Linked DNA regions of Homo sapiens: region 1 is linked to region 2. A link is an interaction called in ENCODE POLR2A ChIA-PET data of the cell type or tissue named here. Cell type or tissue: PC-9. All regions are shown on one strand. Each heading gives the region's core, and the rest is flanking DNA. Links, peaks and the distances in the headings are about the cores only. Region 1 overlaps WDFY2 (WD repeat and FYVE domain containing 2). Region 2 overlaps WDFY2 (WD repeat and FYVE domain containing 2).

Region 1 (2,926 bases), core at 156-2,655, 80 kb before region 2:
ATTCCTGTGATGCAACAGCAAAGACTAAAGATGGGACCAGAAATAAGTTGAATAGTCCTAAGGAATATGCCATGACTAAGACATTTCCTCCCCTTGGAACTGGCCCACTAAATGCTCATGACATAGACTTTAACCAAGGCTTCCTGGTTACTGCAAATGGAGGATGCTGCTACTGATGATGATGATAATGACACTGACAGGAGTTAATATTTATGGAGCATTTGATACATACAGGGACTGTTCTAAGAGCTTTCCATGTATATATCAGATAGTCCTAATAACAACCCTATAAAATTGGTACAACTATTACTCCCATTTTACAGATAAGGAAACTGAGACACAGAGAGTAAAGCAACTTGCCCAATGTGACACAACTTGAGGGGGGTAGAGGCAGTCTGATACCAGGGCTTGTGCTCCGAACCTCTTTGTAATATCAACTCAATAAACTATATTCATTCATTTACTCGCTCATTAATTCAGTCTATAAATATTTACAGAGCACTTAAAATTCATGGACATTGTACTGGGTGCCAGACTGTAACAGAGTCAAGTACACACAGTCCCTGCTTTGCAGAGTTTATGCTGAATATATGCCATTAATAAAATAATTACATCAGTTATTATTCCAGGGGAGATAGATTATTTAGATATAAGGTTCCTAGGACAAAGGGAAAGTAACTTGGAACATAATACTCTCATCAGTTCCCAGCCACTGCCTTTCTGAAGTGTACATGTGCTGTGTTGATGTGGCCAAGGTAACTCCTGTAGATAGTGCATAAATGACTTCAATCCACCACTCACTCTACTGAATCTCTTCAGTACCTAATTCAAAACACAGAGCAATCTGGGTGCTCCTACGGGTATTCACACTACAGAACTGGTCTAAAAGTCGATTCAAGAGGGCCTTTGAAAATTCACAACTGCAATGGAAGTGCAACAAATTAATCTCAGGTCAAAAAATGCTCTTGGTATCTGCATTCACGACTGCTTGACCAAGTTTTTAGATAACATGTAGGTACTGAGCAAAAGATGACAGGGCTACACGCGCAATGACATAACTGAGGGAGAAGGTTAGTTTTTGAGAGGTCTTTGATTCACACAAATACCAAGGGCACAATACAGCAAGAGTTTTCTTTGATAAAAGAACCTTCAGCAAATGATATTAAATGAATAAATAGTAAGCAACTGGAATGTCAGCACTCTAAGACTATTTTCCTGCTAAGCATAGCTCCACACCTATAGTATTAAAATATGCATATATTTTCATATATTACATATGTAATATATATGTTTAAATTCATTGTAACTTAGCACAAGCTCAGAAGAAAATGTCTACTTAACGCTGTATAAAATGAACTCTTCACATTAGGCAGTCCAGTGACTCAGAATGATAAAATGACTCAGAAATGCTGGTCTTCTATGGTAGAAACCATGGTATAATGACAGAATCATAAGCTAGTGTAAATAATGGCAGGGTTATGTAACAGTTTAAAAGGAGGAGGCCCCATAGATTCCACGCACACATTTCTCTGAACACAGAGCTTCCTGAAATTTTCTTCAAATTCACCTTCTATGCCCACATGATAAGGATATTATTCATAAATGGTATCACACTAGAAGTCCTGGAAAACAGAAAATTTCAGAAGCAACATCAATTCTCCTGTAAGTACAAAACTTGGAATGCATCATGATGACTGATGAGTGAGAGTCTACTATTACACTGCTGTTTTGAAGCTGATTAAGGTGAAAATTTTCAAGACTGTCTCTCCAGCAGAGTGAACTAACTGTACAGTCAACTTGCTTGGGTACAGCTGAAGTGCTTTATTCAGAGGCCATTTGTCGTCACCGTAGAACATGACCTTACCATTTGGGTTCAGTTCCCCATAGGCTCGTTATAATCCACGGTAATAAACAACTCATCCAAAACACCTTGTTAGATTAAATGCTGAAATTCCTGCCCCCAACCCAACACATATTTTTTAACAGTGGCTGGATGCACAGAATAACACAAGCTCCTTCCTAATTCACTAGTGAATACCCTAGGGCAATTCCTTGCAGCTGGGCTGTCCTACTTGTATGAAGAAATTGGCCTGGTATAATACAAAGAAAATTTGTCTAGGGCTCAGGGAAGTCCTAGCTCTGCCACCATTATCCTGACATGGGGCCTATTCAAGATATCACTTAGTCTAGAGGAGAGTGGCATTAGCTGCAGAAGAAGATCCTTTCAATTATATTTTCTTATCTCCCACAAGAGGATTTTGAATCATCTTCTTTTAATATCCTTGGATACTTCTTCCTGAAGACATCATGTCTCACATTGAGAAAACTGTTTCCAAATCAACTGCTCTAACACTGTTAGGGAAACACAGTAGATACAATATTACCAGATGTACTGAGTTAAACAGTATTCTCTCAAAATTCATGTCCACCCAGAACCTCAGAACACATCCTTATTTGGGAAATAGGGTCTTTGCAGATGTAACTAAGACAGGATCATACTGGATTAGGGGGAGACATAAATCCAATGACTGGTGTCTTTATAAGAAGGTCACGTGGAGCCGGGCACAGTGGCTCACACCTGTAATCCCAGCTACTTGGGAGGCTGAGGTGGGAGGATCCCGTGAGCCTAGGAATTAAAGACCAGTCCAGGCAACATAGTGAGACCCCATCTACGAAAAAAGCCAAAACATTAGCCAGGTATGGTGGTGCACATCTGTAGTCCCAGCTACTTGGAAGTGAGAGGCAGGCGGATCACTTGAGCCCAGGTCTTTGAGGCTGTAGTGAGCTATGATCACGCTGCTGCACTCCAGCCTGGGCAACAAAGCAAAACCCTGTTTCTAAAACAAACAAATAAACATCCGTGAAATGAGCCAAGCATGGTGGTGCACACTTACAGTCCTATCTACTCCAGAGGCTGAGGTGGGAA
Region 2 (2,926 bases), core at 195-2,694:
CCCACAAGGGAACCCAATGCCCCACAAGGGAACTTCTACTACAGATGTTCTGGAAGAAAAACGTTAGTAGGAAACATGCAGTGGTTGGGCTCTTACGAATTCCTCCAGCAGTTCAATATGTGGTGTCTAAACAAGAAGAGCAAAGGAATGATTCCTGGTGGTTCTTAAAGGCAGTCAAAAATTGGCAATCTTTCTGGCATTTCCATTTGCCGTATTAATTGATGAACTTTATGGTGGTCCATGGTCAAAGCACTTTGTATCAGTCATAAAAGTCCCAGGCCTATATGCTTGAACTCAAGAAACCACAAGTCCCCAGGTATAAGGATTTAGATCACAGCATTCAGTCCAATCTGGAAACATGTTCCAAGCAGCAAAGGCAATCCTGCAATACAAGCGAAGGGGCAGAGCTGGGAGTAGGGGGAAGAGTTACAAACACTTTTACAGGATACAAAATGCAAATGGAACCCATTTGGAGAAAAAGCTACTCCTAAGCTTAAAGCATGAACACTGGTCAGATGAGTACAAAGGATTTCCCCTAACCAAAGGCCTCATGGGAGGTCATACTAGTCATTTATCTCTCCAATATCCAAATGTGTTCAATTATCAATGTGCTCAGCTAAAAAACTACAATTGCTCAAAAACAACTAATGAACAAATGCCCTCATCCTTCCTTGCAGCTAGGTAGTCTTGTGACATATTTATAAGCAGATGTGAAGCTGAAGGTCAAAGAGTCATCTTCAACCATGGGGCAACCACAAGGATGAAAGCCACATATTAGGGATAATGGAGAAGAAAAAGATTAAGAGCACCTATTTCCACATGTTTTGTTATGTGAGAAAAATAAACTAGTACAGTTGCTATTCCATCAATGTGCAAACATCATAGAGTGTATCTATACAAACCCATATGGTACATAGCCTACTACATATCTAGGCTATAGAGTATGGCCTATTGCTTTTAGGCTACAAACCTGTACAACATGTTACTGTACTGAATGCTATAGGCAACTGTAACACAATGGAAAGTATTTATGTATCTGAATGGATTTAAACACGGAAAAAGTTGCACTACAATGTTAAGATGGCTACAATGTCACTAGGCAATAGGAATTTTTCAGCTCCATTATAATCTATGGGACCACTGTCATTCATGCAGTCTGTTGTTGATAGAAATGTTGCTATGCAACACATTAATTACAGTTGGTTAGGCCACACTGATAAAAGCCCCACCCAGTTCTTAAGTACTTCCTCAAAGACCCTGTTCCAACAATAAATGCATAGCTTTTCCTAATATAACTCAAAGTCATATCTACAATTGTGTAATGCCAATACTCACAGCAAGTAAAGAAGGGAGTTGCAAGGGTTTAAAAGGAATGTCTTAGGGGTATCTGCCCTCTTCTATTTAATTTGTATTGTCATTTGTTGATTGGCTAGCTGACTTGCTAGCTTTTCCTCTGAAAAACAAGTTCAGCCTGTTGTGATTTCCATGGAGGCTCCACACTCATGCCTCTGCATCTTCTTCCAGAGCGCCTCATGGAGAGGTGGCATTGTATCGTGAGGTGGAGTAGAAGGGGCGTGGAGTCCGATGAATCAGGGTGCCCTTCCCCACTCTGCCTCTTCCTAGCTGCATCAGTTTCTACATCTTTAAAATGACAGTAAACTAGTTGGGAGGCCAAGGCGGGTGGATCACCTGAGGTCAGGTATTGGAGACCAGCCTGGCCTACGTGGTAAAACCCCCGTCTGTACTAAAAATACAAAAATTAGCCGGGCATGGTGGCAGGTGCCTGTAATCCTAGCAACTCGGGAGGCTGAGGCAGGACAATCGCTTGAACCCCGGAGGCAGAGGTTGCAGTGAGCCAAGATTGCGCCATTGCACTCCAGCCTGGGCGACAAAAGCAAAACTATGTCTAAAAAAAAAAAAAAGTAAACTACTAACTTCATACAATCATTTTTAGAATTAAATAAGAAAAGGCACATAAACAGATTAACCCAGTGTCTGGCCGATGGTACATATTCAGAAAGAGTAACCTAGTATTAATTACTATTAATATACTTGAGGCTTTTCCACTTCCTCCCTGAGATAGGATATATGCTGTGCCCATATATGCTTGGCAGTCTAGTTTCATGTTATTTTTTGGATTTCAGTTGATTAAATATATCACAAAATGCAATTTAATAATTTCATCCATCAGAAGAAAAAATATTTTGTTGAGCCATGTGTTTTTACTTGGAGTTTAGAAAATATGGTTATCATATGGGGTCTACTCACCAGTGCTAAAATTTGTCCCATAACAATGGCTTTTGCTCAGAACATTCATATTGAAATACCTACCCATTCTTCATCTTATATTCACTACAGGAAAAGAGTCCACATGTCAAATCAGCAAATAAAGCAATGAGAAAATGGCCATCTGAACATGTCACCTGCTATATGAGCAGACTTCACGGAAAATAGCAATGAAGGTCAGGAGAAACACAAGAGTCTGTGAGTGTTCATTATTCCGCTACTACTAAAGCAATGACCAACGAAAAGGGCATGGGCTCATCTCATGCCCATAGGGTCCAGTAGTGGGCACCTACTGGATTGCTTATCTTTCTTCTCTTTCTGAGACATGCCCCTCCTCCCTTCCCTCCTCTCCCCATCCACAGACTGCAGTGGGGATTGCCATATCCCTGCAACATGACTCTACTTCTGGCCATAATTCCAGAGTGAACAGCTGACCCTAGCCAGACCACTAGGTTCCTTCCCAAGGAATTCCGCAATTCTGGGAGTCTGAGATCAATCTCTCCCTGCTTATCTAGACTGTAATGTAAAATTCAGGAGCAGCCGGCAGCCATGTTATGCCATGTGGACTAAGAAAGAAACAGAGGAAGCCAGTGTGAGCAAGAAAGAATGAGGCAGATACACAGAAACCGATGAGCAGTAG

Evidence for each region. ChIA-PET counts read pairs that join two places held together with the same protein. Peaks named below come from ENCODE experiments on the same cell type or tissue, not always from the same donor. Only the 100,000 strongest peaks of a DNase experiment are listed, where the experiment ranks them.
Region 1: POLR2A ChIA-PET joins it to region 2 with 10 read pairs; 6 of 35 experiments call an interaction of 5 or more read pairs at or near these places.

The regions. Positions count from the first base shown.
Region 1 is chr13:51,680,032-51,682,957 of GRCh38, reverse strand. The region is part of intron 3 of WDFY2 (WD repeat and FYVE domain containing 2); the gene reads right to left. Among named protein-coding and RNA genes, the nearest start is that of WDFY2, 97 kb to the right of the region's middle. In PC-9, for the core only: no CTCF peak of the experiment used is centred there; a DNase peak (open chromatin) is centred at 1,427; H3K27ac peaks cover 1,962 bases.
Region 2 is chr13:51,600,415-51,603,340 of GRCh38, reverse strand. All of the region lies in intron 1 of WDFY2 (WD repeat and FYVE domain containing 2), which reads right to left. Among named protein-coding and RNA genes, the nearest start is that of WDFY2, 17 kb to the right of the region's middle. In PC-9, for the core only: no CTCF peak of the experiment used is centred there; a DNase peak (open chromatin) is centred at 1,330.